Linked DNA regions of Mus musculus: regions 2, 3, 4, 5, 6 and 7 are each linked to region 1. A link is a loop called in an ENCODE intact Hi-C map of the cell type or tissue named here. Cell type or tissue: heart. All regions are shown on one strand. Region 1 overlaps Zfp831 (zinc finger protein 831). Region 2 holds the start of Nelfcd (negative elongation factor complex member C/D, Th1l). Region 3 holds the start of Prelid3b (PRELI domain containing 3B). Region 4 has its middle 18 kb from the start of Gm40017. Region 5 overlaps Gnas (GNAS (guanine nucleotide binding protein, alpha stimulating) complex locus). Region 6 holds the start of LOC115489499 (a long non-coding RNA gene). Region 7 has its middle 5.2 kb from the start of Ankrd60.

Region 1 (4,000 bases):
CACCTTGCTGGGTCTTAGTTTATATTTTTTGAAGTTCAAATGGCTAAACCAGGAGCAGGCTAATCGCCAGCAGGGTTTGTACTGCCAGCCTCGGCTGGACCCCTGCAGAGCAGGCGAAGCTTACAGTCTGAGCACGCAGGCGACCCTTGCTTGTTTGTTCCTTTTTGCTGCTTTCACGTAAATGCCACCCAGATGTACTGAAGGAAGAATGATGACCCCCAGAGGAATAAGGACAGGAGTATAGGCAGGGGCCTCGTAGGAGGCTGAGACCCAGAGAAGCTGAGCATTGCAGAGAGCAGGGTGAGAGATGGGAAAAGAGAAGACCGGGGGATGGGGTGAGGGTCCCTGTGAGAAGGAACGTGGATATGGTCAGCAACCACCCTCCCAACTTCAAAACACCCCAGCTCTCCCTCAGAACCGTGTTTTTAGGAAGCACATGGAAGGAAAGAAAGAAAGAAAAAGAAAAAGAAAAAAAAAGCCGTTCAGAAAAACAAATGTAAATCAGAGACAGAGGAGCGGGCGCTGCAGCCTGCCCAGAAGAGGCAGTAGCATGCGGCACTCAGATTCTCTGGTCCCTCACACCTGAGTCCTGCTGCTAAGGACTGAGCTTTGCTTCAGAACTGAGAGAGAAAGAAAGAGGGAGGGAGGGAGGGAGGGAGGGAGGAAGGAAGGAAGGAAGGAAGGAAGGAAGGAAGGAAGGAAGGAAGGAAGGAAGGAAGGACAAAACCCAACAAAACAAAACAAAACAAAACAAAACAAAACAAAACAAAACAAATGCAAAAACCAAACTATCATCCGGGTAATCTTAGCTCCTATACAGGGAGAAAGCCAGCTCTGGTCTCTATGAGAAAAATCTAGAATTTGACAGTAAATAGATCTTCCAGTGTTTACATGATGGTAATTCAAACTCTCTCTCTCTCTCTCTCTCTCTCTCTCTCTCTCTCTGTCTCTGTCTCTGTCTCTCTCTCTCTGTCTCTCTCTCTCTCTGTCTCTCTCTCTGTCTCTCTCTCTCTCTCACACACACACACACACACACTACTGTCAGAGATCTTTATTAAGGGGGGGGGGGCTCACTGCCGTTTCTCTTTGTCATCTAACACCCACACATTCAGCATCTGGCTTAGGAGAGCCAAATGCCAAACGCAGTTTGTCTGTATCCTCTTTTGGGACTCACCGGTTGGATTTGAGGGGAAAATTCCTTTTCTTTCTCCCTTCTGGTCCTGGAGACTATAGGAAGACAGCTGCTTCTCCACACCCCCAACTCCCTAGAAGTCCCGTGGGGAATGTGGTGGCACTTGGGGGAGGTGGGCTTTCTATTCTTATCCCAGAAAGGTCTGTACCCGTCCCCTCCTGATAGGTATGTGTCCTTTCTTCCCAGCTTCTCACTGAACCGGGTCCATTTCGAGTTTGTCACTTGCATCCAAAGTTACATTTGTGATTTGGGGGCATCTTTCCCAAGATGGAATTTCTGGGTATCCCGTATCTCCCAAACCCCCTTGCCCTGACCCAGCCTAGGCTTCTTCCTGCCCTTCTGACGGTAGAGCCTGGTGTTCTGATGCCTCTAGTGGTGGACTCCAGTATAGCACCCTGTTGCTTTAGCAGAACACACGGGCATTCCTACTTTGTCCACTAGCTATTTCCTGGGGAGCTGTTGTGGCTTCTAATCGTACCTTTCCTGTTTTCTCTCTCCACGAAAGATCTGGCTACATAGCCCAGGCTGCCTCAAACGTACGGAACTCCTCCTGCATCATAGTTGCCACCCACCAGGCTTTACCCATTGTTTCTGAAAGGGCAATCTAAAATCCCGTTGTGTCTTCCTTGTATCCTAAAACGTTGAACGTTGCAGTGGAGACCATAGAGAACCAAAGACATGTCTGCATCTACCTCTGCTAAAGTGGGTTAAATAGACTATGCTTTTGACTCTCACAAGCTCACACGTTCATGGCTCAAGTGAGAAAGGTGGTATATGTTTTCATCTGGAAGCGATTGTTCTCCTTTTACAGTTGCTTCTGGGTTCTGCTGGGTTTCCATGCGTGGTTTCTACCCTCTGCTTTCACTCTGTCATGCTAGCACACGACGCTGCTGTTCCTAAGTGGCAGAGGAGGCTCTTCATTTTCTGCTATTAATTTTTATCTGTTGTGTTCTGTTGTACTTAATTTTAATTAATTGAAGTGACTCATTATAAATACAATGCATAATTTAAAAAAAAAACTAAAAGAGAGAGGGAGAGAGAGAGAGAGAGAGAGAGAGAGAGAGAGAGAGAGAGAGAGAAATCCTCTTAGTCCATTCTAAGTAACTGCATTTTGAAGCTCAGAATGAGCCCTGTCTGACATGTTCTGGAAACTTCTCTGAAGGGCAAGTTTGGCTTTCTCTTTTGTTTGGTTTTGTGTTGACTTTTCCTGTCAATCGATGCCTTTTCCGCAGCTGGGTTAGCAAGACTGGAGTTGGTTTCAACAGCTTGAGCTCCCAGAAGCTCTCGCACACACGCACATCCTTCTTCCTTGCTCCTCATCCCACCTCTCCATTTGAGGATCTGCCTTGCAGTCGTCTGAGGAGTTCGATAAGGAGGGAATTGATGGCCGCGAGCACAGCAGAATGGGAAGCCAGAGGAATTGATGCAAGCTGCAGACGGCTATTTCTAGAAAAGACTAGCTCATTCCATCAATCTGATTTGTTTCTCAAATGTAGATCCATTAGAGGCTTCCTGGGGGAACCAAGCCTTGTATTTAAGTCTACCATGAGGTAATGTTAGGTAAATCTTTCATCCCAGCGTCGAAGTGAGCAGGAGGGTACTAGGGGTCAACTGACATTCAAGAATATATGCCTCCCTTCACTCTGGGGTCTAAGGAAGCTTCAGTGTCCCTGTGGGTTAGGAGAATGGCTGAATATCCATCACTGCTCTTGGTACCAAACGACTAAAATCCAACTCAAAAAGACTTAGGCACAAAAGCAAATCAGTCAGACTGGGGACTTAAGCAATGCCCCTATATGTTATTCCTAGACTACTAGGGCTGTCTCTGATGGCTTTCGGTAGTTTCTAGTGGCCTCATGTAGGTCCTCCCAACTTAGTAATTGCATTAAGGAAAACATTGACCCAAGCCTCTGCATGCCTAATTTAGGGAGATCTGACTGTGTGCAGTACCAGGTGGAAGGTGGTAGTGGGCCACCCTGTGCTGAGGAAGGGTGTCTGTCTGGTGAAGGACCACTGGGTGGAGAAGGGCTGCTGAACACAGGGAAGCACATGTTGGGGGAACTTTCACCCCCAAAGAGGTAGAGGAGAGTGAGAATTTTCACAACCAGTGAGTTCTATTCTACACACCATGGGTCACACAGCAAGGGTCTTAGTAGATGCTATGCACTAACCTTCTTCCAGATTGGCTCTTTCCCATATCCTGTCTATAGCTCTCACCTCTCTGAAGGGTTGCCTACAGAAGCCATCTCCCTCTAGTTTCTTCTGGATCTATACTTCTCCCAGGACTTCTTTAGGAAGTCATCTCCAGGAGAACCCAAGACACCAATTATCTGTAAGTTTCAAGATGGAGTCATGTACCATATAGGCCCCATACCTTTTTTTTTTTCTTCCTCAACCCAAAGAAGGCACAGAGTCTGGGGACAACCTAAAACAGCATAGAGAGACGTAGATGCAACAGGCCAACCGCCACCTCTGACCTTTAATTGATTACTCTTGTGGTCCAGGCCCCTTTAAGTATCGTTACATAAAGCATTAGTTTGGTGTCATGTGCTTTGCTCACATTCACGAGGCAGCTGAGCTGAACTTTCACTGTGCGTCTTTAATAACGTCTTTGTCATCCCCAGAGCTGCTGGCTTGAGTCACCTAATGTGGCTTTCAGAGAACAGCTCTCTGCTTTCATCCCGGCTCTTTGAGATTTAGTACCTTTAGAACTGGAGGACAATGTCATAGAGACTTACCCTAAGAGCCCATTTTCCGTCGGCATTAGGACAGTCACTTTCATTTTTCCAGTAGATGCCTGTTCGCAAT
Region 2 (4,000 bases), 260 kb before region 1:
GTGAGTTAGACAATCCCTGCTTCTGTACGTGCAATTAATTATTCATAAATGAATCTGCCTGCTTTCCACTCAGACAGTATCTAAGAGCCATAGTTGGAATTTAACAGACATTCATTATTCCCAACATTTTCAGAAAACAAATAAAAATGAGCCTGAAACAAATCCATAGCAGGGCACTCCTGAACTTAAAGCTCCTTCATCATGTGAGCTGGATCTAGACCCACCAAGCAGAGAGATGGAAAGTGGTCCTTCCACCATCTGCAAAGAAGCCTTTCAGGGTTGCCTCCAATGGCCTCAGCCTGAACACATCTTTGTCCCCAGGCAGAAACCTACCTCCTGCTGGGCTATCTGTGAGTGTACAGACTGGAAGTCTAAGTAGCCTCTTACCAGACCATTCCTTGCCTTTCCACCTTCCTCCTCACTCCCTGCAACTCTGGTTTCCTCCCTCCTCTCCATAAGTCCTCTTTGGGTGTAGCAAATAGCTAGACATTCCAGATATATCTGTTCCATCACTTTCCTTAAACAAAAATCCAGATGAACTTTTATAATAACTAATTCCTGCTGACTACCTGCTAACTCTGTGTCTAGTGCTTCAATGTGCCATCGGACTAAAGCCTTGCAAGTGGTTGTCACCTTGGGTGGCTCTGGCATCAACTACAATGCAGGGTGCCACAAGCTCTGGTGGGGGACTTTCTTCACCAGGTTATTTGGAATGGAAAGAGCCACCCTGAGCATCTTGGGAAAGTCTCTTCTATCATTACAGACTATTTACTTTGGTTATCCAGTATTATCATTTCTCCCCTTTGTTTGCAGGCTAGCTCCCTCGGATCATGGGTGGCAAAGTGGCAAGGATCTCGTCCCTGAGTACGTCACTGTACTCCAGGTGTTATCAATGATCCAGGCACTTAGGAGTTATTCAACAAACACTTGTCAAATGATGGAAGGAAGGAAGAAGTAAAATAGCATTCCAACAGCTCTGCAGACAGTGCCTGAGGACTGTACTACATGGCTGGCTCTTTTCTCTAGCCTCTCCTCACTGTCTGCATCCAGAGCCCATGGTGTTAACCTCCCCGATCGATGATTTGGGGCCACCTGCCAGGAGGCCTCTCCAGGTATCTTCAGTCTAGGTGTTCAGTGGGTCCACTTTTCCAGAGCCCAGTCATGGCTTTTGTAGGCTGTAGGGCCTCCTCCACTGGAAATATGTTTTATATCTCGCTCTGCAATGCACCGAGTACTTTTTGCCCATAGTAAAAGAAATCCGAACATTTCTGTGATACCTGCTCGGTTGGCAGCTGCACTGTCCAGGCAAAGCTTAAGCTCACTGAAGGTTCGAGGTTTTTATAGCAACTGGAAGCATGCTTGCACTTCCGAGTGAGACCCTGTCTTTTTTTTTTTTTTTTTTTTTTTTGAGACAGGGTTTCTCTGTATAGCTCTGGCTGTCCTGGAACTCACTTTGTAGACCAGGCTGGCCTCGAACTCAGAAATTCGCCTGCCTCTGCCTCCCGAGTGCTGGGATTAAAGGCGTGCGCCACCGCGCCCGGCGAGACCCTGTCTTAAAAAGGAGAAAAGGTAACTTGGAAGTGTTCTGGGCAGACATAAAGCTGTGACTCAAGCCATCTTGCTCATGAGAGATCCTACAAGGTGTTTCCCCGCCCAGCAGGCCAAAGACTAGGCCACGCCTCCTCTGTAACCACGCCCCTTTCCAACTCCGCCTCTCTAGCCTTGCCTGAGGCCCAGAACCGCGCACGCGCTCTTCCATTTGTTGTGTCCGGCGCACGCGCAGTGAGGAGACGCGGCAGATATGGCGGGTCCGGCGCCGGGTACAATTATGGGAGAAGACTACTTCGGGAATGCCTCAGAGTGGGGCGAAGAGGCAGACGGCGGCCAGGTGAGAGGGCCGTAGGCGTTCCGCCAGGAAGCCGGGTTTGTGTCCTGTCCTCGCGGCTCCTGCTCCGGCCAGACCCGGGTACGGGGACCCGTGACCCTTGACTCCCTGACCTCCGACCCCGGACCCTAGCAAAGCGGGTCCAGGAACTGCACTCAGGGCTTCGGGCCGGTCCTGCCCCGTTAGGGACCTCAGTTTCCCATGCATTCCGATTCCCAGTGACACCTGGGGCTGATCTCTGCGAAGCAGAAGCCATGGTGCCCGAGGGGGCAGGACAGACTCTAAGGGAGAAGTGGACCACAGTGATACAGTGAACAAACTAACTCCAAACTCCAGCAGCATTCTGGGGTTGGGAAAACACTCTCCGGTGCTGGACAGACCAAACTTTTTTTTCCACTTTTGGGTGATTTCATTCATCCTTAGAGTACAGGACAGGAAAGATCTCGTAGCCCCGACTGTCCAAGATTTGGGTGAGAGATGGGGAACGGGTATCGTTCAGTGTCCCCCCAAACACCAGGGTTAGGAAATCAGAAGTCCACCCAGCTGTATGACTGACTTAAGCCTCCCATATCCTTCTGGACAGTGAGTAGGGGCCCTGGAATTTGGCTTTTCTACAGGAAGTGAGATGAGCTTTGAATGAATATGGGATGCAGTGAGGTATACCAGTGGAGTGGTCAGTGGTGCAGTGAGGGTGATGGAGGAAAGGTGAGGGGTTTCTGGAACCGAGTGAGGGAAGCCCTCCGTGGTTGGTTGGTTGGTTGCTGGACCAGGAGCTGTCAGTCATCAGTTGCAGCTTCCAGGGGTCCTATAGAGCTAGCTGCTGACCAGTAGGACATAAGACCCTGGGCATCTGTTTGTATGCTAGAGCATACTACATCACTTGGGAACTCGGAGGTGGATATATAGAGTTGGATTTAGCTAATTTGGATGTTGGGCTAAGTGCTTTTGTGTGGTATCGCAGGCTAGGCGCTAGAGCAGCAGTTCTCAACCTGTGGGCTGTGACCCTGTGGGGGTCATATCAGATATCTTGCATATTCACATTGTGATTCCTAACAGTAGCAGATGACAGTTATGAAGTAACAACAAAAGTAATTTTACAGGTGGAGTTCACCACAGCATGAGGAACTGTGTTGAAGGGTTGCAGCATTAGGAAGGCTGAGAACCACTGTTCTAGAGTTTGAATTGAGTGTTATTCATAAGTAAAATAAGGCAGAAAGACTCAGCCACCTGCCCAGGGCATAAGGAAGGAAAGAAGACTCAGAGTGATGTCCTTTGTGTCACTTAAGTGGCTCAGTAACTGAGGTGGTTCAGATTCAGTAAGAGTCGGGGATGGCTTAGCGAGTACTGTGCTTGCCACAGGAGCACTAGGTCCTGAGTTCAGAAACTATCATCCACATAAAAAGCTCTTGTCTGTAATCCAGCACCGGGGGATCCCTGGAGCCCCCTGGCCAGCCAGCTGAACCGTCCGTGTTACCGAGAGACCTTCAAAAAGGGGTGTGGAGAGTGACTGGAGAAGACACCCAACCTTGATCTCTAACATCTACACACAGACAATGTACACACAGGAACATCTCAGGAGACCACACAGACACAAGAAAGTACTCTGTGGATTAGCTTGGTGGTTGTCGTCCATGTTCTGTGTCTGTTGAGGGTTAGGCGTGCCAGGCCCTGGCCTAGAGTCCACTGAATTTCAGTCCTTTTTTTTTTTGTTTTTGGTTTTTCGAGACAGGGTTTCTCTGTGTAGCCCTGGCTGTCCTGGAACTCACTTTGTAGACAAGGCTGGCTTCGAACTCAGAAATCTGCCTGCCTCTGCCTCCCAAGTGCTGGGATTAAAGGTGTGCGCCACTATACCTGGCACTGAATTTCAGTCTTAGTGACGCTGGTTTGACCTGTTGACCCTAATGTGTTCTCTCCAATGAGAGGGATGAGCTAGTGGGGTGTCACACCTGTGACTTAGGTGTCCTGACTGTGGTTCAGCACGCCTGTAGGTGGGAATGTGACAGTGTGAAAACACTGCACACCCCTGCGCTTTGCCCACTTGCTTCATCTCTATTCTCTGACTGTACTTGAAGGGGCGAAAGTCCAGAGGGCTGGAGGATGGAGACTTGAGCTGGG
Region 3 (4,000 bases), 200 kb before region 1:
GAAGAGGCCTTGGCCTATATCACTGCCATTTGGGGACTGTTTAGATTTATGAAGCTTCTACTTACAGACCTTTGTTGACTGTGGAATAGGGCTTGAGATTAAAAACAAATTAAGGCTCACTTATACAATATGTAGAGTTTGAAATCCATCTTCAGAAAGCAAGGACACAGACAGTATGGAAATCGGTGGAGTGAGACTAAAAACATACCAAGCAGCTTTGGTAGTGACTGGTTAATCAGGGCTTCTCAAGAAGACAGTGCCCAAAAAAATCCAAGCTAGGTTGGATGAGGAATGACCTAGAGTCCTGCTTGAGAGAGCAATGTTCTCAAGATGGAACCCTGAAAAAGGAAGCAAGACATCAAGACTGCAATTCAGGAGGCGAAGTGGGAAGTTCAGTGCGCTTCTGTCTCTGTTACTGTTTTGAGATGTGGCCTTGCTATGCTGTCCTGGCTGCCCAGCACACACTGTGTACCCGGATGTTCAGGCTAGCCTGATATTCATGGGAATTCTCCTGTCTCAGGCTCCCAAACTGTTAGGGTTACAGGCATGCAGCACCATCCTGGCTGACATACAGATCCTGGTGCCAAAGTGCATGTAGGCTGGGACTTTGGGTGGCCCAACCGGTCTGGATACAAGGCACTGCTGGGCTCCTCCCAGGGAGCAGTTGTGTATCTATCTTCTAGAAGACAGGTCCTTCAGCTTTCATCTACTCCAGAGGTCTGTGGCAAAAATAGACTAGGATCACCAACGACCGACTTTCATTGAACACATGCCGTTAGGAAAGGGAAGGGATGGATCCAAGGGTTGGGGTAGGGGGGGTGAGGGGGGAGGCAAGCCGAGGAAAGAGTATAGATGTAGAGAACCGTAAGGGAGGAACAAGTTCTAAGTTCTAAGGATGACACTTTGGGCCAACAGCTCTGAAGCAAAGCATTCAGATGTAGAAGAGGACTGGGGTCCAGAACCCCTTGTTCTGAAACAGACAGCATCCTAAGGACCACAGCCCCTCAGTCCCAGAAGTGGTACAAACGTTGAGAGTCCCTTCTAGTTCTAGTAGTTTGTCCTTTCTGGGACACAGCAGGTACTCAGATATGATCTACTATGTAAAACTTCTTTTACAATTACCCTCAGTAATCAGGATTGGCATTTGTAGATTAAAAGGCACCATAAAGCTATACTATTAAAACAGTGTGGCAACATTGGCCAAGTGAGTGAAGGAGCTCAGATCATCTGGAAGTGGTTTCGGATGTAAGTCAACAATAACTATGACAAGATGACATTGTAGAATAGAGCACAATAAATCAGTCAGAAAGGAGGGCTGGAACAAGGCGTAAACCAGTTATTTAGGTAGAAAGCTCTGTTGTTCTTGTGTGTGGCACCATGAACCTGGGTGGTATAATTCCCAACACCCCACTGACTCTGATCCTGTTTCCCACTATAAGTTCAGAGAACCATAAAGCTGTGACTGGATGTGATAGCAGACACTGGCTATCAGTCAGCTGTCATGGCTGAGAGGAATAGGAAACAGAGGTGACAAATTATCTGCAAGAGCAGGCCCTGGTCTCTAGATCAAGAGATCTTGATCAAGAAATCAAGAGATCTGCTCTCCAGATTGACTGTCATCAATGTTTGGCATCATGGTAGCATGAGCTGAGACCAACAGGAAGACACTCCACGTGGGTGGCCAGCTTTCTAGATGTCCGTGGGGGTGAGGGGCGCTATAACATGGGGGATTTCAGTCAGAACAACCCAGGTCACTCAGGCCATCATGCCATCACTGGGGTTCAGCCACGACACCGTGAGTCTGTCAGGTATCAGTCAGGGCACTCCAGCCACCACAAGCCGTCGGGGTTCAGTCAGGTCCCGGTGAGTCTGTCAGGTATCAGTCAGGAAACTCCAGGATACCCTGGATACGTCGGCGCTCAGGACACCCCAAAACCCTGTGAAGCCCTCGGGCCTCGTGCTCTGTGACCCCTGGAGTCACTTCCGGATCAGGCTCGACGGCCCGCTCTTGTCTTCCGTCAGTGGCGACGGTGTGGGAGGAATTCCCAGGCCTGGGGACAGGGAGCCCTAGCTCGGGTCGGGGTCGTGACCTTGGCGATCCCCCCGAGTCCCGAGCTCCGCTTGTCTCGCTACACCCGACGCCAGGAAGTTCCCCGAGGGCGCCGGAGGCGGGCGCCGCACCCACACTCACTCAAAGACGTGCTCCGAAGTCCAGATCTTCATGGTGCCAGCTGCCTGCCCGGTGTCCCTCAGTGTCCGGGGACAGTGAGGCACAGAAGTTCGCCGGCCCCGCCCCGTCCCGGCCGGCCGGCCTCGCAGCGCGCAGGCGCCGTCGAGCCAGGCGCTAGGACGCCCGGAAGTGCCATCCCGCGGCCTAGCCAAGCCGGGTTTGGCTCCGCCCCGCGGCGCAGTCCTGCCCAGTCTTCTTGGCTCAGAGCAACCAAGCCCCGCCCCCCATGCTCGGCGCAATCAAGTCCCTCCTTCGTGAAGGCTCAGTGCGCCGGCGCAGAGCCGAAAAGTGAGGCGGCCGGCCGGCGCCGCACTACGCATGCGCGGGCCTTGGCGGCGGGACTTTTTGGCTGGTTTGGCGGGTTGCTGATATGTGTCTAAAGTTCTCATTGGATGTGGCTGAGCCTGGCGGCGTTTGCCAGAGTACGGTTTTGTGGTGTGGTCTTAGAGAGTTAGTCCCACCTCTTCAATCTAAGCAGTGGGGTGGCGGGACAGGGGTGGTTTCAATCAGCACCCGTGCCCTTGCCAGCCCAGGGTTGGTTACCCTTGGTGGAACAGGCCACCCAGACAGGGCTGGACCAATTGCTCTACGGTCATAGGTCATCTCCATCACCATTTCTCAGTGATGCCCACGCCCTCCTGTGCCTCCACAACTTCCTGTTACATATTCCTCAGCAATTACCACTCTGGAGTCATCTTGTTTATCTGTTAGCTCCCATTGTAAGTCATCCCCCAGAAAGCCAGCCCTGGCCTGTCTCCATCATGGCACTCAGCACCTCTGGATAGCAGGGGTTTAAAGGTTATTGAAAATGAAATAGTTATTTGAGGAATGAATTAATTAGGCCATTTAGTTTATCTGCTTGACTTCTAGTCTGTAGGCACGTGAGGGTGAGGCTCTTGCTAGGCTTGTTCAGTGATTTCCTCCCTGTACCTAATAATTACAGATGACATTCGTGAGAGAATGACTAAGAAGTGAGGGGGCAGGAGCGGATGGCATGTGGTTCTATTCAGAGATGTGCCGGGTAAGATGGACGAACTGCTTGGCTTGGGTTTCAGGTGTAGCTTCCCACCTCTGCGCACCCTGTTCCCCGCATCCTGTGCCTCCCGACAGAACAATTTGCCTTTTGAAATGACAGTTGGAGGAAAATCTTTGCATCTCGGTACTTAAAGAGCTACTTAGAATTACCCTTTGTCCCTAGTTTGTTCAATTGTTAAAAACAAATAAAGCCAGGTTAATTTAGGAGGGTGGATCATTTTTTTTTTTAAAATAGCCAAAGCAGTTTATATTTTAAAAGATAGAAAAATTATATTAGACAGGAAGGAAATAATATGGTTGGTAGCTGCTAAGTGTAATTTGTTTTACCTGGGGGATTATATATATATATATTCAGTACTTTGAGTGATTTCTTGGGGAGATAATGTTTTAAGGGCTGCTGAGAGGGCCCCAGCCTTTGTTAAGATGTGAAGTTAGTGCTGTGTATTACTGGCTCTAGTGCAGTCACTACAGAACAGTCAGTCCCTGCTGCCCTAGAGCTTCATGAAGCTGTTCACCAGCTAGCTGGCCAGCCTCCTCTGCCTCCTCCTCCTCCTCCTCCTCCTCTTCCTCTTTTCTCTTTTCTTTCTTTGCCCCCAGTTCAAGATTTTTTCTTTGTCAAAGTCATACCAGAAAACTTACTTCTTTTCCATTGCTCTCCAAAACATGACTGTACCAGTCTACTGATTTTGCTTCCTTCATCTGGAGTGATGGGGATGGATCGTTAGGTGGGTGGAT
Region 4 (4,000 bases), 220 kb after region 1:
CTTGTCTTTTGTGGTCACATTTGCAACAACCAAAGACTGAGAGTCTTGGACACTGTCAATCAATCTGTGTCAGTCAGTCTAGCACTGGCGTCATGGTTTCTGGTGTCATGGTCATTTCAGCGTGCTGGGCTGTCCTCAACAATGGAGGATATTTCAGACACACACAACCTCAGCCTATACCTGCTAGACATCAGGAGCAACCCTACCCACTGCCCACTGTAACAACTCAAATTGCCTTCGAGTGTTTCATGATCACTGTAGTTGTGAACCATTGGGTTGATACTCCTACGTGTTTGCCTTAAGTTAGAGTTTTATGGCTGTGAATAGATGCCATGACCACAGCAACTCTTAGAAAGGGAAACATCTAAAGGTTCAGAGGTTCAGTCCATTATTGTCATGCTGAGAGGCAAGGTCCTGTGCAGGCAGATGTGGTGCTGGAAAGAGAGCTGAGAGTTCCACATCTGGATCAGCAGGCAGCTGGAAGAAAGAGTGACACTGGGCCTGGCTTGAGCTTTTGAAACTTCAAAGCCTGTGACACACTTCCTCCAACAAGGTCACACCTACTCCAACAAGACCACACCCCCAAATATTGCTACTCCATACAAGCCTATTGGAAGTCATTTTGATTCAAACCACGATGCTCAACAATGTTTGACAGACCTTCCTGCCCCTGAAAAGCAGGAGGAAGCTCACCCGGAGAGAACCAATTCATCACATGAAGTCCCAGGCAGCCCTTGATGGGGTCTGTGGGAGGCATATGCTCATTGGAGCCACTGCCAGTGGGGACGGATAGGGACTTCCTGTGCGCCCTCCCTTCTCTGACCCTTTCTCAGCAGCTGCAAGAGGAGCCACCAAGAAAAGCTTCTGTGGGTTAGTTAACAGCTGCAGGGCTGTCTTTGCCTCATTAGAGCATGCTGGACAAAGCCCACTGGAAGCTTGGAATGCCTACCATGTTGAAAAGCTCTCAGCTGCCATTTTTGTCTTCTCAAGCCCTGGGATGCTGGTCGTGAGCTTCTTGAAGACCAGACATGGTTCATGTTAAGAGAGAATGACTGGTTAGACACTAGGTGATTTAGAAAACCTTTATCCTGGGGGGCCATGCTCTGCCCCCTAAGATCCCAGCATGCCCAGTTCATTTCAGTTGGTGTTCGTTCAGTTAGCACATTTTGCCTAATGATGCTCTTTTTTTTAACTTCCTATTTTTGTATGTTTTGAGTGTGTGTGTGTGGTATGTGTGTGTGTGTGTGTGTCTGTGTGTGCATGTGTGTGTGTCTCTGTGTATATGTGTGTGTATATGTGTGTGTGTGCACGTGTGTGTGTGTGTGTGTGTGTGTGTGTGTGTGTGCGCGTAGGCCAGAGGAGCATGTCCAACATCTTTTGTTACTGCTCTCCTCCTTTTCCCAGTGAAGGCTGGGTCCAGATCATTAACCCGGTGTGTGATCTGGCATAAGGCAAGCAAAGGAGGGTGGTGCTCATGGCTGCCTTGTCCATCTCCTATCCTAGGTCTCCCTCTTCTTCTCCTCCTCCTCTTCCTTCTCCCTCTTGTGCATAAATAACTGTGAGAAGAAAACACTTCTCTTCAACCCTGTATCCCCTGCCTGACTTATGGCCTTCAACATTGCTGGCTCAGCTGAAGCTATAAAGAGACCCCAACCTTGGCCTCCTCTGCACATTACAGTATAAAACAGACACCCTAAACCCAGTTTTCCCACTCATTGAGTTCTTCCCTTCCTTAAAAATGATGGAAAGGGTCCTTCTTGGGTCATAAAAAATATGGCTCAAAACCCCAGAACATCTGGCCAGAGCTCATTGTTGAGCAGGACCTTTCCCAAGGACTTGCTGGCTGCCAGACACCTCCAAGGGAGCCTGGAGGCCCGAGGGCCCTGCAGCAGGGCCAGAAGGAACCGGAAATGCCTTACAGACATGTGTTCTCCTGAACACCAGAGGGATCCGCTGAAATTTAGGATCACAAAGTCCCCAAATGACGCAAGGGTACTATCATGCAGTCCCAGGTCCTTTTGGGGACACTGGGACCTCATGCAAGTGTCCAGTTTCTATAAGGCCCTACAGCATAGGGACAGAATGTCCACACCACACAGTAGAGTATGTAAGAGGAAAGGTATGTAGCCCATAGAGCAGAGGGCCAGGCTTTGATACGTGGTAATACTCTCTGACACATTGCAACAGACTGGACACACAGTGACAATCAACAAACAGTGTCCCAGCTCTGACAGGTCCTGCTCTTTGCTCCAGCCACAGGGTTTGAAAAGACTTCCTCTGCAGAAAAGGGGGACCAGCCAAAGAACTCTGGAAGATTCTCTGTGCATGGAAACTTCTAGGCTCTGCAAAGGGAAGGTATTTCATTTGTGAGGCAATAGCACCCTCTGGGGCCAGACAGAAGCATTACCTCTGGAATATTCTCTGGGTCTTCAGAGCTCCTGAACCTAATATAAATCTAATACAAGTAATATTAAATATAATAAAGTGACTGGCCCTATAAATAATATTATATTAAGTATAATATAGTGAGTGACCATACCTTGAGCAGGGCTGTTTGAAGACGTCAACGCAGCCAAAGGACCCTTGTTTGTGTTTTGTGGTTCTGGTCCCTCCATTTCTGGCCCCAGCTGCCACTCCTTGGGAATTTTGGATGGTGGGGTTTAGAAGTGTCACAATGGAGGTTGACCCCTGACCTCCTCTTGGACTTTGATCTGAGGAATCCCTTCCTGCAAAGTGAGGTTACTGACATATCTGTAAACTTAGTTTTGTGCTCAGTGGCCACCTGCACTTCCGGGGGCTGCGGCTGGACCTTAGCGTTGTTACCTCATCTCCTTGGACGTTTGGGTGATGTTTGTTTTGGACAACTCCAACACGTTGGGCTCTCCTGGAATTTGGTTCTTCACTGGTTCCTGAGGAGTCGAGGTTGAATAACTGAAAACAGCAGCTAACTGTCTCATCCTGAGGCCAGCAGGGCTTTCCAGAGAGCCCTTTGTCACTGGAGAGGTCACTGGAATGGACATTGGAATTCTGGGGCTCATAGGAGGTGCAGTGGTCGTGTGAGAGTTAGTTGAGTGCAGAATCGATGCTCAGACTAGTGCAGCGTCAACAAGCCCACTGCCGGGATCTACTTCCAGCACACTTCCTCTGATGTGACCTAAGCATTATTCATTGGACCCCACAGCATTTCCCTCTCCACACTGCCATTCCTCAGAGAAGGCACTGGCCCGCCATCGCGGTCCCACCCCACCATAGCAATGCAAGCACTAAACACTGCCCTTCCGGGTCAGCAGCAGGGGTCAGGCCTCCAGAGCCTGTACCCCTTGTTCCTGTGTCGCCTCGAAAGTCACAGGGTGAGGGTGCTAGTGCTCTGTAGCCTTTCTCTGCTGCTCCGGGGTTGCTCCCAGGCCTCAGACACCTCCTCAAGGATCCAGGTGACAGCCTTGCGCCTACCTGCTTTCTGCGCTCCGTGATGGCTGTCAGAGAACGCCTGCGTTAATTAGATCTCCGATTAGATGGCACATTAAGTAATTATCCCAGGGTAGATCCCAAGTGAAGTCTATTTAAAGTGGGTGCCTGAACTCGTGAATGAAAACAGGGGTGAGTCACGCTCTGTTACACCACGCAGAACCCGAAAGGCAGCGCAGCAGCAACAGGAGTAACTGCGGGCGGTTCTGCCTCTCCCTTTCCTCGCTCAGCAACGCCCCAAGCACTCTTGGCCTAAAATCTGGTACCCAGACTGCTTGTGGCTGGGGAGTGGTGTGCCATCCTTCCTCGACTTCATGCAAGGAAGAGGCAGTATAGTGCCCATGTTGCAGATTCAAAAACTAAGGCAAAACACTGGAAGTGGAAGAATACGGTTCTAAACCAAGGCTCTGACTGAGCTGCAGCCCTGTGGGCGGGCTCACCTCTGGCCGCGCATGGCCAGCCAGTGGGCCGTCATATGTCTATGAAACATCTGCTCACATCCAGCATCTTACCTCATATGGTGTCGTTCAATGCT
Region 5 (4,000 bases), 350 kb before region 1:
CATCAGGCTGGTTAGAAAAACCCGCTCCGCGGCGGGGACACTCAGTCGCGTCGGCACCGCGGAGCGGGTTGCTTCAGGTGGCTGGTACCAGCGGCGCTCGCTAGCTCCCGGCTCTCTGGGCTCGGGGCTGCAGCACCGGCTGGAGCGAACCCTTGTCCCAGCGCTTGGCGGCGGCAGGCAGACGGGCAGGCAGGCGCTGCTTTGCGTGTGAGTGCGTCTCACTCACATGTAAGTCCGGGAGCGTGGGGTCTTCCCGCCCAAGTGCGAGGTGCCCGAGCAGGCAAGAGCCGGGATAGGGCAGAGGCGCCTGGCGCCGCTGCCCTGCCTCGCGCCTTTCAGGCACCCTCCAATTTTCTCTCTTTTCTCTTTTCTCTTCTCCATTGGCATCCCCAAGAGCTAACCCAAGGAGCACCTAAGGGTAATAGCAAACTCTTGTCATCTGCACCTTTGCACTTTCCTTTCTCTTGTGTTATTTTTTTTATTTTTTTTGTCTTTTCTAGACTCTCTTCCCCCCTTTTTGAGTTGTTGGGCAGTTCTTATTTCTTGCTTGCTTTTCGGTTTCTTGCTGTTGTTGGGTGTTTTTTTTGTTTGTTTGTTTGTTTGTTTGTTCTCGCTTTTTTTGTTTGCTCATCCTATTTGACGCTAACTCTTAGGCAGCCAGTCCATCAGCCCCCTACGAAGCCCGGGAAGCCGCACTCGGTGACCCCAAGACAGCACAGCGGAGACTGCAGCTGAGCCCCCCGACACGGGGCGCACAGGAGCCGGGAAGCCCGAGGCCGGGGGCAAGCAGACCGCCCGAGCCAGGCGCGAACCAAGCACCCCGAGGTGGCCGGGGCACCATGCTGAAGATGGCCATGAAGCTCAAAGCCCGAGCGGCCGAGAGCGAGAGGAAGACAGCCGCGGCTGCCGCCGAAGTGGCTGCCGAAGCTGCCGTGGCGGCTGCGGTGCTGGCAGAACCGTTCGCTTCGCAGAAGAACGGGATCCCCGCGAAGCCCCCGAAGTCCGTCAGGGTCCTCGTGAACGCCGGGCGCGATGTGCCGCCCGCAAAGTTGCTGACCGACAAAGAGCGCAAGAAGATGGAGAAGAAGCTGCTGGAGCAGAGGAGAAAGGAGGAGAAGAAGAGAGAGAAAGAGAGGAAGAAGTTGGAGAAGATGTTGAAGAAGAAGAAGAAGAAGAATGTGCCAGAAGCTCCGCCAGAGGCCCGAGGCCCCGAGGGCGCCGCCGCCACCGCCGCAGGCGAAGACGAGGGCGCCGCGCAGGGCGCCGCCGGGTTCGGAGAGGGCGCCGCCACCGGGGGCGCGAGTAGGGCCTGGGCCGAATGGGACAGTGACACTGATGAAGAAGATGATGCCTACTACGCGCCTCCCCGCGTGGGGGGCGTCGTGTGGCGGCCTGGGCCTGCCAAGGCAGGCGCACTCAGCGCGCACATGCCCCTCGTGGTGTTCCTGGTGTTCTCGGTTCGCAGCCCCTCATGGGTGCTTAACTTCCTGCTACAGAGGCGCACAGAGCAGGGCCGCGGCTGCGGCTTCGTGTTCGGGGCGACCTGCTGCTTCAGAGTGTTCCTGGGCTGCGCCTTCTTCTCCTTCCTGAGTGGTCGCGCCAAGCGCAGAGGCCGTGGGCGATCCCGGGCCAGGGGCACCGGGCGCCGGGGGCGCGACGAGCGGCTCATCTAGTCAGCCTCCCCCCCACCCCTCCACCATCATCATCTACATCGCCATCGACCACCACCACCAACACCACCAACACATCCACCACCACCACCTTCCACCACCATTGCTGTGTAGTGTGGATCTTTATTAGTGCTTGTGTGTGGACACATTTTCCTTTTTGGTTGCTCTGTCCTATGCTTAGTGCTCTCCTAGCTTTTCTCCAAGCTCCCTGCTTTCTGGCTCTCTCAGTGTCTCCCTCTCTCTCTCTCTCTCTCCTTTTCGAAATTTTCCTAAGTCCGGGCCCGCACTCCCTCCCTTTCCGCCCACCCCGGCCCCTTGGCGGCGCCTGCCCGCCCTGCTGCTGCAGGAGGAGGGGGATCGGGGGCCGCCCGGCCCGGGGGTGGAGCGCTGGCATCGTGTGAGGGGTCGTCACCACCGCGGGGCCGCCCCCTTTTCCCCCCGCCGCACGGCCAGGCCCCGGCCCCGAACTGCGGGTGGGGCGAGGGGGCGACCCCTCCGTGGAGCCGGCCCGAGCCGGACGTGGGTGCTGGGACCCCTGCCCGGCCTCTGGGCACCGCCTCCCGGCGCCCGCGCCCGCCCTCCCAGCCGCGGCCCTCCTCCTCCTCCTCTTCTTCCCACCCCCCTCGCCGCCGTCGCCTCCGCCTCCCCCCGCTCCCCCGCCCGCCGCGGCGCTTTTGGGTCGGGGCGGCGGGCCCGGGCCGAGGCAATAAGAGCGGCGGCGGCGGCGGCGGCGGCAGCAGCTCCCGCGGCTCCTGCTCTGCTCCGCCTCGGCCCCGGAGCGAGGGGCGGAGAGCCGCGCGCTTGCCTTAGTCCGAGCCGCCACCCTCCCCGCGTTCCCCGCTTTCCCGGCCCGCCCGAGGCCGCCCGCCCCGTCCCCGCCGCCCCGCAGCCCGGCCGCGCCCCGCCGCCGCCATGGGCTGCCTCGGCAACAGTAAGACCGAGGACCAGCGCAACGAGGAGAAGGCGCAGCGCGAGGCCAACAAAAAGATCGAGAAGCAGCTGCAGAAGGACAAGCAGGTCTACCGGGCCACGCACCGCCTGCTGCTGCTGGGTAAGGGCGGCCCGGGGGGGAGCGGGCCCGGCCCGGGAGTGCCGCGGGGCGACCCGCAAGGCCGCGCGCGCCGAGCCCGCCCCCCTCCCCGGCGCTCTAGCGCTCGCTCCCAGGCCCTCCGGCCCGCTGGGCCGCGCGCGTGCAGGGGGCGAGGCCGTCAAGGGGACCCCGGGGCGGAATTCGGCCGGGCGGGGGCTGCAAATTGGGCGTGGGACCCCCTCGTTCGGTCTCGTCCCCTCAGTTGGCCACACTCCCCCCCGTCCCTGGCTTCGCGTCCTCGCGAGGCCTACTTAGTGCCAGGGGCCAGGGTGCGTGTCGGGAGGGGGAGGGGAGGCTCACAGGGCCCCTCGGACTGCGACAGAGTAGGGCTAGGGACAGGAAACGGGCCGGCGGGCCCAGGGAGGGGGACCCGCCTCACTGGGGTGTGCGATTTGTTGGGAGGGGGCCCAAAGAGAGGCCAAGGCCACTAGGGGGGACTCGGGGACCTCGGCCGGGAGACTCTGGCGAGGGAAGTAGCCGCCGGGGTGGGGGGGCGGGTGACATCAGCCCCTCGGAAAGGACGGGGCGGTAAAGGTGGTGCAGAGGGGGGAGGGGGCGCGGGCAAGTCGTGGCGCCGAAGTGGGGGGGGCCAGGGAGGAGGGAGCGTGGCGGACTCTGGGCGCGACTCGGGGCGATTCGGGCAGGACCGACTGACTGTGCGCGGAGCAGACGTGTCCTGAGCTAGGCCAGGCCGTGGAAGGAAGAGAAGAAGAATCAAATCGAATAAGATCAAAAAATTAAAATTAAAATTAAAAAAAAAGTACGCAAAGTGCCCAGTGAAGCCAAATGACACGTCATTTTACAATGTGACCTTCCCCCCCCCCCCTTCTAGACTTACAGGCTTTTTTGAAAAGCAAAGAGGAGCATTAAATGGTAGCAGCTGACCCCCCAACTGTGCCCCCTCCCGTGCAGCCAACAATTAACACACAGGTTTTCCTGTTACTCGGCCTCTTTGGGAGTGGAGACACAAGTAAAAAATAAAATCCTGTTTTAAACAGACTCATAAATAAGATAAAACTGGAAAATGACATTTGTCTGTAAATGGCTTCTTAGTTTCGAAATGGCGTTTTTAAAATTTTTGTCCTTTTCAAGGTGGGAGGGGGGACTCAGCGCTCTGAGAAGACTCTGGGGTGGCAGCTGATGAAAAGACAGTAATTAGTTGTTTGGCAAGTGACATTTGCTTGTTTGGTTTTTCTTCTCTTTTTTTTCACTGCGGCTTTTCCTCCTTGGCAAAAAAAAA
Region 6 (4,000 bases), 180 kb after region 1:
TTTTTTTTTTTAACCTACCTCAGAAAAATCTCCCTCTAAAGCTTTCATCACTGGGACAAAATACCTCCCCTTTCCCCAAATAACACACATGAGCTGTGAGCACACAAATCTGGTATATGTGCTCATGTGTGTTTTTAACCAAAACATATCATTCCGAATCTGTCTCCCACTAGCTGAAAAAATAAACAAAAAACAAACAAGAAACCAGAAAGGTAATGTTTTCTAAATGAGGGGAAAAAAATGTTCACCGTTCTGTTTCTCCGTTGTCTCTCTTGTCACACACACACACACACACACACACACACACACACACACACACCACTCAGGTCTCTATCGACCCCCTGCCCTCTCTTTAATTGCACACTTCCGGAGAAAGTGACGAAGAATGCATTGTGTGTGTGTGTGTGCGCGTGCACGCGCGTGTGTCTATCTAGACAGAAAATGTCCTCTTGGGAACATTTCCTCTACTGCAGCCAAGAAACACACACCAACTTGGAAAAACACACGTACACACTCGTCCTCGGCTCCAGCACTTTATGTATGCACAAAGATACGTGAAATGTGTTGGTTTGTCTCTCCCTGCACATAAGAAAACGTACGTGTGTGTGTGTGTGTGTGTGTGTGTGTGTGTGTGTGTGTGTGTGCGTGTGTGTGTGTGTGTGTGTGTGTCCTTGAAGAAAATTAATCTTTCTTTTTCCTTGTCACTCTCTCCCTCTGGTGAAAAAAATTATGGTTTATTGCCCCCTGCCACTGGCAGTTGAGGGCGGGCAGGAGCAGTGAAAGCTCCTTTAACCCTTAGCTGGGACTAGAAGCCTAAAAATCCCAGTTCTGAGCCTTCAGAAGGAGGGGAAGGGGGCTTGGGTCTCTCCTGGTTTCCTAACAGGTACATAGGTTTTCTATACCCCACTCCCACCCTGACACACACAAACACACACACACACACAGAGTCTATGTGTATTTTCATGTCTCTTTCTCACGCACATCTTTTTCTTTCCAGCTGAAAAATATACTGCGTCATTGTCCAGGCCCAAAGCCTGTGCTACAGTACACGGTAAGCAGTGACCTTCCTAGCACAAGGAGACTGTAGCACATCTCTTTGGGGCCCTGGCTACATACCCCCTCACAGTTCTGGACTTGGGGGGGGGTTAAGGGGGGGGGAACTGGTCTGTACCAAGCAGACCCACAGGGTCATGGTACCCTAAGGATCCCTCCATGCTAGATGCCACTGCGCAAAGGGAACGGGGACTCTCCCACCGCCCATCTCCCTTCCACTGCAATGCACCTAGGCTCAGATTCACTCAGTTCAGTACCCCCAAGAACACTGGGCAGTCACCAGGACTGACAGGTTGGGGAAGGGGTCTCAGCCTGGGTCGGGTAGGGTCCCCACAGACCCTCCCCACCCTCCCAGGGCCCCCAGCATCTGGCTTCTCTGGGGGCGATGCTAGCAGTCACAACTTTTGCACCAGACCTGGACTGTTAGGCAGAAAGAGGGTCCGCAGTCCCAACTGCATACGCCTCCCCCACTCGCCTCGCTCACTCGCTGCACAACAGCGCATTCACGTGGCCGCCGAAGTAACTGCAACCAGGTAGTCTGCCTCAGGCAAGCCGTTCCATGAGAGAACTGTTCTCTCATCCAAAGGGCCGCCAGTTCGGAGCCAAGTTCCCTGTAGTTCTTCGTGGGAAATCCTCTTTCCTACAGCTGTAACGGATTTTTCCTGAAACTTCTATCAGCCTTTCCTTTTGTAGTCAACCAGGCCCTGCCTCTCAGGACTCAGACAGCCTCCTTGAGACACTCAAGAAAACAGGCTGGTTGCAAGTCTCAAGTCCTGACATTTAGGGGGAAAAGTGAGGCGTCCAACTAATGGTCTAACACGTCTGTCTAACACATTTGCCCCGCCCCGACCTCTCCCTGCCCCCCCCCCCGAAACTAAGAGCCCGACCTCGATGGTTTACAAGGGAAGCACACAGTGGGGCCACAGATTAGGCTTCAATTCTTGCTTTCCCCTTAACCTGAGTAAGGGAGCAAGTCATTTGCCTTCCGGAGTCTCAGCTTCCCTGTTTCTACATGGACACAGGTACAGCACCAGAGTAGATGCCATTTGGGAGCACTGCAGTGAAGGGGTTCCCTAACGGTGGACAGGGAGCATTGCTAAGAAGGTAGACGCAGAGGACGGACACAGAAAACTTACTGCTGCAGACAGGGAGACACAGAGGACATACAGCAAGAAGCCAGAGCAAGACACAAGCCCCAAGACAGGACTTCACTGGCCTTCCTCCAACCAGGCCCCACTTCCTACCTTTGAGCACTTCCCAACAGTGCGGTCATATTGTGGATTCATCGAAGCATGAATTCTCTTAATTCCGACCCCTTATAGCCTGTCTCTGGAAGCATCATCACAGACACCCCCAAGAGGTGAATTATCGCAGACCTCTACCACATGGGCAACGTCAAGGGTCACAGCTGAGTTCATTTGGCTAGAAAATGAAACAGGGTGTTGTCTCTTCCGCAATGGTTGTGTGCCTACTGTATTCTGCAGCAATGATTGAGTGCCTACTGTATCCTGGGTCCATGCTTCATCCTGAAATCAAAACCACCGTCCTGACTTGGGTCCTCAGGGAACCTTTGTATCTGCGATACGCCTGCACTGGTTATAGCCGTCCCATGAGTCACTGTGTCTTTGGCTTGTTTCTTATCCTTTTTTCCCCTCTACTTCTTTGCCCAGTTGGGTGCCCCGTCCCCCCCACCTCGTGTCTGACTTTTGACAGGTGCACACATATGCATTTATTTATTGAATGCACTGCATGGGGCTTTGTTTCTAATGTTCTTTAATTTAGAAGTTCATGAATGTGCATTGAACTTCTTCATACATAACATTTATTTGTTTTTGACAGATGGTGCCTGGGTGGAAAAAAAAATATGTTTTTCAAATCTAGGGTTTGTTGGGGGGGGGGACTCTAATAATGCCTCCCAGAATAAGGCTGAGGTTCTGCTGGTTATAATTGTGTAGGATTTGTTTTAATTATACACACATAGGCTCGGAATAACACCTAGGAAGCTAGGACAGGGGTGGGGGTGGCACTCTGGTGACAAGGGTACAAGCTGTTTTGATCCAAGAGCGTGGTGGTATACTCAGAGCTGGGTGTGAATGAAGGGTCTGTAGTGACAGAAGCAGGCAGAACATATGGGGGGGGGGGTTCTCCAATCTCACTTCTTCAGGCAGTGGGAAATAGCCCTAAGCCTCACCTTCGGTTTAAGCATATCCACCAGCTTGCCGTCAATAAGAGCAAAGCCAAAAAGGTCACGATTGCTCACTGTCAAGCAAGTGATGGGTGACTCAGTGCAACGGGTTCAGGCATGCAGGGCTCTGGCCTTCTCATGTTGCTTCTTAACGTCAGGCTGGAAGACGACTCATGCTTCCAGAAGAGGGTTCTCTGGCTCTTAATGTCTGAGCTCTAGAGTCATCGTTTCACCAACAGGGAGGGAGCAGTGTGAGACAAAGACCCACGTGGACCCCATTCAGAAGAAGAGGAATGGAGTTGTGTCCACCCATGGGGCCCAACCATGGCCCTCCATCTTCTTGAGCACGTCTTGTCATGGGTTTTCAACTTTGACTCCAGCATCCCATGCACCATCTTGTTTTTAAGCCATCTTTAAAAGTGAGCCAGAAAGTTCACACCACAACCCAACCAATCATGTCTCAGGAAAGGTGTGTTAGTGTGTTCAGCTGTGTGTACAAGCTTCTGTGTGTGTGTGTGTGTGTGTGTGTGTGTGTGTGTGTAGATATTCACACACGTGTGTGTATGCAGGCCAGAGGACAACTTCAGGTGTCATTCCTCAAACTCCATCCACTGTGGGATCTCATCTACAACCTGGACCTGGTAGATTCAATTACATTGGCTAGCCATCCAACTCCAGATCTACCTGTCTCTGCACACATTGCCACATCTAGATATCACATGGGTGCTGGACCTCAAACTGAACCATCCTCTCCAGCCCCAT
Region 7 (4,000 bases), 1.1 Mb before region 1:
AGTAACTAAATATTTGCATGCCTCTTGCTCTGTAGTTCCTGAGATCTAACATATGTGGGGAGCAGGACAGGGGGAAGGTGGGAAATGAGCAAACAGGGGGCCACACCACGGTGGGGAAACGAGCCAGTACAGACACACAGTCTGCACGCAGCATCACTCAGGCTTAAACAGACCAGTGGCAGGCATCACACTGCGAGAGCTTTGAGATAAGATTTTGGCTTCCTTTCCTATCATAACCGGAACTGAAAAATGCCTTCACTATCTAGAAAACAGTGTGATAGTTTGTATCTGGGGTATCTTTGTTTAAGAAATGGAATTATGTTCACCCCTTCAGCTGTGATGTATCTCCAGTGTACTACCATCCAGCCTGCTATATATAATTCTTTGGGGGACCTAGCTGCCACCTGTCACAGCCAGGGTTAACAGAGAAGCCAGCAAGGTCCACACACCCTTCTCCAGCAGTGTCTGCCGCAGTGCCTTGGGCAGCAGAACCTTTTCCTTTGGCACAGGATCCGACACCAGGCTCAGGAGGCTGGCAGGCAAGTGTCCCACAGACTGGTCCATAGGAACAGACCCTTCACTCACCACAGCCTGCAGAAAAGAGAGCCTGGCAGTGACTTCCTCAAGATGTCAAAGCACACATACTTATGTCATTGTAAAGACACTACCTCTGAATCTATAGGTTTGATGCGCAAGGTGGGGGGGGGGCCTTTTAAATTTCAAGAAATGAATTTAGTTATAAGCAGTTTATATGTTTTTGTTTTTTGTTTTTTTGTTTTTCGAGACAGGGTTTCTCTGTGCTGCCCTGGCTGTCCTGGTACTCACTCTGTAGACCAGGCCCAGGCTGGCCTTGAACTCAGAAATCCGCCTGCCTTTGCCTCCCGAGTGCTGGGATTAAAGGCGTGCGCCACCACGCCCGGCCAGTTTATAGTTTTTATAACTCACTACCAAGGAATGGCTGCCAAGGACGGCAAGGTCTGCAGGAGAAGCGTGGGCTCTGGAGCCAGGCAGATGCAGATTTGAAACTTAAACTGGTCACTTTGTGGCCTCAGGTAAGTCCTTTTGCTTTTCTGAACCCAGTTTCTTCAGGGGTGCAGTAGCTCATCCTTTGCACCAATCACCCTGCACGAGGCTGCCGTATTGTACACACTCGGGCAATAAGAAGGTATTCAGCACCCCGCCTTTAAGACAGGAACTGGCTGCCAGGCTAACCCAAATGCTGGCCCAGGCTCAGGCCTCTCAAAGCTAGCCATGCCTACCTGAGCTCAGCAGTGGAGTCTGTGCACTGCCCCCTAACTTACAGAGTGCCTAAAGGACACTCCTTCCTCTCTCCTCACACCTGGTTCTGGAGAGCAACAACACTAGCCTTGTTTTATAGGTGCGAAAAGTCTGGACCAGAGTGGCAGTGGCACTGAAAGTCTTAGGACCAACAAGTGAGTGGAGACCTGAGCCAGGCACATGGACTCTGGTTCCTATGGGCGGCCCCTCTAAGAGAAGTTGGTACCAGGGTGAGTCAGCATCTTGATAACAGTGTCTCAGGCTCATCAACAGGCTCCCATTCAATGCTTGTTCCCATTGATAACCTCATCAGGTCAGAGGGACATGGCCTGGAACAGCATGGTGCACACTCTACCTTGCAGAGATACTGCTTTAAACAGGCCACTAGCAGGGAGCTCAGAAATAGGCTCTAGGCCAGCGAGGTCTCACTCTAGACCTGCCTTGTCACCCTAGTACCTTCTTCCAAGAGCTGTGTACAGATAGAGATTAACAAGTCTCTGAAGTACACTATCTCAGGAGCATCAGTCCCTTGAATTGTGTTTTTCCAGATTTTCTACAACTTTAATAATATTTTTTTGAAGAAAAAAAAATGTTTTTTCTTAAACAAAATGAATTGGTATCATTTCTTGTTTGTTTCTTATTTTTCTAAATTCCAGAATTCCAGGTAAGTAGTTAAACACATAAAAGCAAAAGAAAAAAAAGAAAAGAAGAGAAGAGAAAGAAAAAGAAAAAAGGCATTGCTGTACAAACGAATATTGATGTTTTCCTTCACAGATGGCTGTGCTGTGGAAAAATACCGGCTATGTCCTTCTAGCCCAATAGGGGGCGCTAGTGAGTCCTCTCACTGCAGTTGTTTACTAGGCAGACAACTAAACTGCAGGCTTGGGATTAGAATTGGCTTCATTAAAGCTGGCTGTCAGCACAGCTCCTGGAGATGGCGTACCATGCCCTTTGCCTTTGTGATGCCAGAAGACAGCATGATGGAACACCAAAATGGTTAAAATAATACTTGGGGGAACAAAGCCCTCAAAACCAAAACCATGGCTTTCCACGTCTAGTGGGATCCTGACTTGGCCTCTTTGGGGGTTAATGCTTCATCCAGAACAATTATCCTTAAAGATAAACAGGCGTGCCATCATATTCCACATGGGCCATACTCAGGAGCCATTACTAGAGAATCAGATGTGTCAAGATGGCTGACATTCAAGCAACCACCCCGTGACACACACATGCACAAGCATTTCCAAGGTGCTAGTTAGTCAGAAGGGGCTATAGAGAACACAAGGTGACATAAGCTTGAAACCTGGGGCATGAGAATGGGTTTCTCCACTCTGACCTCTCACTCAGGTATACCCTGGATGAAGTGTAACAGGAGAGGGCTGGGTCCGATGGGAGAGCTGGCTGGCTCTGCGCTGATTTCATCTTCAGGATACACAGCACACAGTAAGTACCAACCATGTCTGGGGTGTGAACAAGTGCCCAGGGTGACTGGGAACAAGATCCTATACCCTTCAAAGAGCTGCTCAGTCTCCTACACGGTGAGCAGGCACGGTAAACTTTCCCCAGCTTCTGCCAGTGAAACGAATCCACAGGCAGATTCTCCCGGGGCTGTGCTAACCCGGCAGATGCAAGCAAAAACCTGCCTTCCAGCCCACTCAGGGCAGTGCCAGAATCCAGAGATGCGCTCCTGGATGGAAATGAGCCCCAGAGCACAGGCACCGCGGCAGCAGAACTTCTGCAGCATCACCACCACCTGCGAGTAATGTGAGAGCCGTGGCCGCGGCCGGCTGTGAGGCCCTGCCGGCTAGATGCCGGCTGCAGTGCCAGCTGAGGTAATTACAAGCAGCACTCGCTCTCTACAGCACAAGGGCATCCTCATGTCCACCCTCACAATCAATTGACAAGCAAGAGAAAGCATCTCCTTCAGTTCTCACTAGCTCACGTAGAGAAGATTTTAAATAGGTCTTAATAATATATACATGCACATAACACTCTCCAAGGGAAATGGAAAAATCAGGGTAGTAACATTAGACAAATACATCCAGCATGAGGGGCCCAGTTTTAAAACCATCACCCTTCAAAATGAGTACACTGTTACCTTTGAGGGCATGGCATTTTTATAAAATTTCATTATCATCAAGAAATCTTAAAAATCACTATTTTCAAGTAAGACTGTGTTTTTCTCTAGGGCTGGGAGACGTCCATAAAGACCAGGATTGCCTCTTCTGCCCGAGGCTTTGCTCATCATGAACTGTTCTACAAAGCTGTGGAGAATTCAACAACAAACATACACATGCACAAACAAACAAAAAACCTACATTATTATTTAAAGAGTTTCATATACAAAATTATTTCTGCACAGTTCCCATTATGGAAGCATAAAATTAATAGGCTATCCTGAAAATTTATGAAACAATATAGCTTCTAACTGCAAAAATTAAAAGCTGGGCTTATAGAGAAAATGACAAATAGAACCCAGAAAAAAAAATAATGGAGTTAAGACGGAAACAGAAAGAGAGCTATTTACAAGAATGTGCTACGGGCAAGGCCAGCGGCTCCTTACTAGATTGAATGAAATGCAGCGCACTCGAAAAACTTTGTGCACAACTTCAGGGCAACGTGTTTCAGGCAACCGCTAACGTCGCTGAAGTCTACAGATCCAAGATCAGGAGCAGCTGTGTTGCCTATAAGAACAAGCAGGGGGACCCCTACCACATTTAAT

Evidence for each region. Peaks named below come from ENCODE experiments on the same cell type or tissue, not always from the same donor. Only the 100,000 strongest peaks of a DNase experiment are listed, where the experiment ranks them.
Region 2: a loop joins it to region 1, with 3 times the contacts of the local background. A loop is called at or near these places in 5 of 42 quality-filtered maps.
Region 3: a loop joins it to region 1, with 2.7 times the contacts of the local background. A loop is called at or near these places in 11 of 42 quality-filtered maps.
Region 4: it touches region 1 in a loop (5-fold over the local background); 17 of 42 quality-filtered maps call a loop at or near these places.
Region 5: it touches region 1 in a loop (4-fold over the local background); 38 of 42 quality-filtered maps call a loop at or near these places.
Region 6: it touches region 1 in a loop (4-fold over the local background); 24 of 42 quality-filtered maps call a loop at or near these places.
Region 7: it touches region 1 in a loop (3-fold over the local background); 9 of 42 quality-filtered maps call a loop at or near these places.

What each region holds. Positions count from the first base shown.
Region 1 is chr2:174,674,298-174,678,297 of GRCm38, forward strand. All of the region lies in intron 3 of Zfp831 (zinc finger protein 831), which reads left to right. Among named protein-coding and RNA genes, the nearest start is that of Zfp831, 33 kb to the left of the region's middle. In heart, a CTCF peak has its summit at 1,570; a DNase peak (open chromatin) is centred at 1,554; H3K4me3 peaks cover 639 bases; H3K27ac peaks cover 571 bases; H3K27me3 peaks cover 619 bases.
Region 2 is chr2:174,414,069-174,418,068 of GRCm38, forward strand. It overlaps Nelfcd (negative elongation factor complex member C/D, Th1l), which reads left to right and starts at 1,736. Exons shown (of 15, transcript NM_020580.3): 1 at 1,736-1,888. The coding sequence starts at 1,802. In heart, no CTCF peak of the experiment used is centred here; a DNase peak (open chromatin) is centred at 1,773; H3K4me3 peaks cover 1,496 bases; H3K27ac peaks cover 919 bases.
Region 3 is chr2:174,470,641-174,474,640 of GRCm38, forward strand. Prelid3b (PRELI domain containing 3B) reads right to left here and starts at 2,301. Exons shown (of 6, transcript NM_025531.2): 1 at 2,192-2,301. The coding sequence starts at 2,223. Gm38546 (a long non-coding RNA gene) reads left to right here and starts at 2,371. Exons shown (of 2, transcript XR_867090.2): 1 at 2,371-2,949; 2 at 3,174-3,469. In heart, a CTCF peak has its summit at 2,435; a DNase peak (open chromatin) is centred at 2,451; H3K4me3 peaks cover 2,126 bases; H3K27ac peaks cover 1,738 bases.
Region 4 is chr2:174,898,453-174,902,452 of GRCm38, forward strand. No RefSeq gene overlaps it. Among named protein-coding and RNA genes, the nearest start is that of Gm40017, 18 kb to the right of the region's middle. In heart, a CTCF peak has its summit at 2,394; a DNase peak (open chromatin) is centred at 1,899; H3K27ac peaks cover 403 bases.
Region 5 is chr2:174,327,714-174,331,713 of GRCm38, forward strand. The region is part of intron 1 of Gnas (GNAS (guanine nucleotide binding protein, alpha stimulating) complex locus); the gene reads left to right. Among named protein-coding and RNA genes, the nearest start is that of Gm30189, 2.3 kb to the left of the region's middle. In heart, CTCF peaks have their summits at 1,303, 1,977, 3,155 (motif pointing right), 3,401 and 1 weaker place; DNase peaks (open chromatin) are centred at 1,458, 2,178, 2,228, 3,038 and 1 weaker place; H3K4me3 peaks cover 4,000 bases; H3K27ac peaks cover 3,804 bases.
Region 6 is chr2:174,850,624-174,854,623 of GRCm38, forward strand. LOC115489499 (a long non-coding RNA gene) reads right to left here and starts at 2,734. Exons shown (of 4, transcript XR_003953980.1): 1 at 2,298-2,734. In heart, a CTCF peak has its summit at 1,562; a DNase peak (open chromatin) is centred at 1,468; H3K27ac peaks cover 779 bases; H3K27me3 peaks cover 533 bases.
Region 7 is chr2:173,581,523-173,585,522 of GRCm38, forward strand. It overlaps the pseudogene Ppp4r1l-ps. Among named protein-coding and RNA genes, the nearest start is that of Ankrd60, 5.2 kb to the left of the region's middle. In heart, a CTCF peak has its summit at 2,097 (motif pointing right); no DNase peak of the experiment used is centred here; H3K4me3 peaks cover 260 bases; H3K27ac peaks cover 107 bases; H3K27me3 peaks cover 2,197 bases.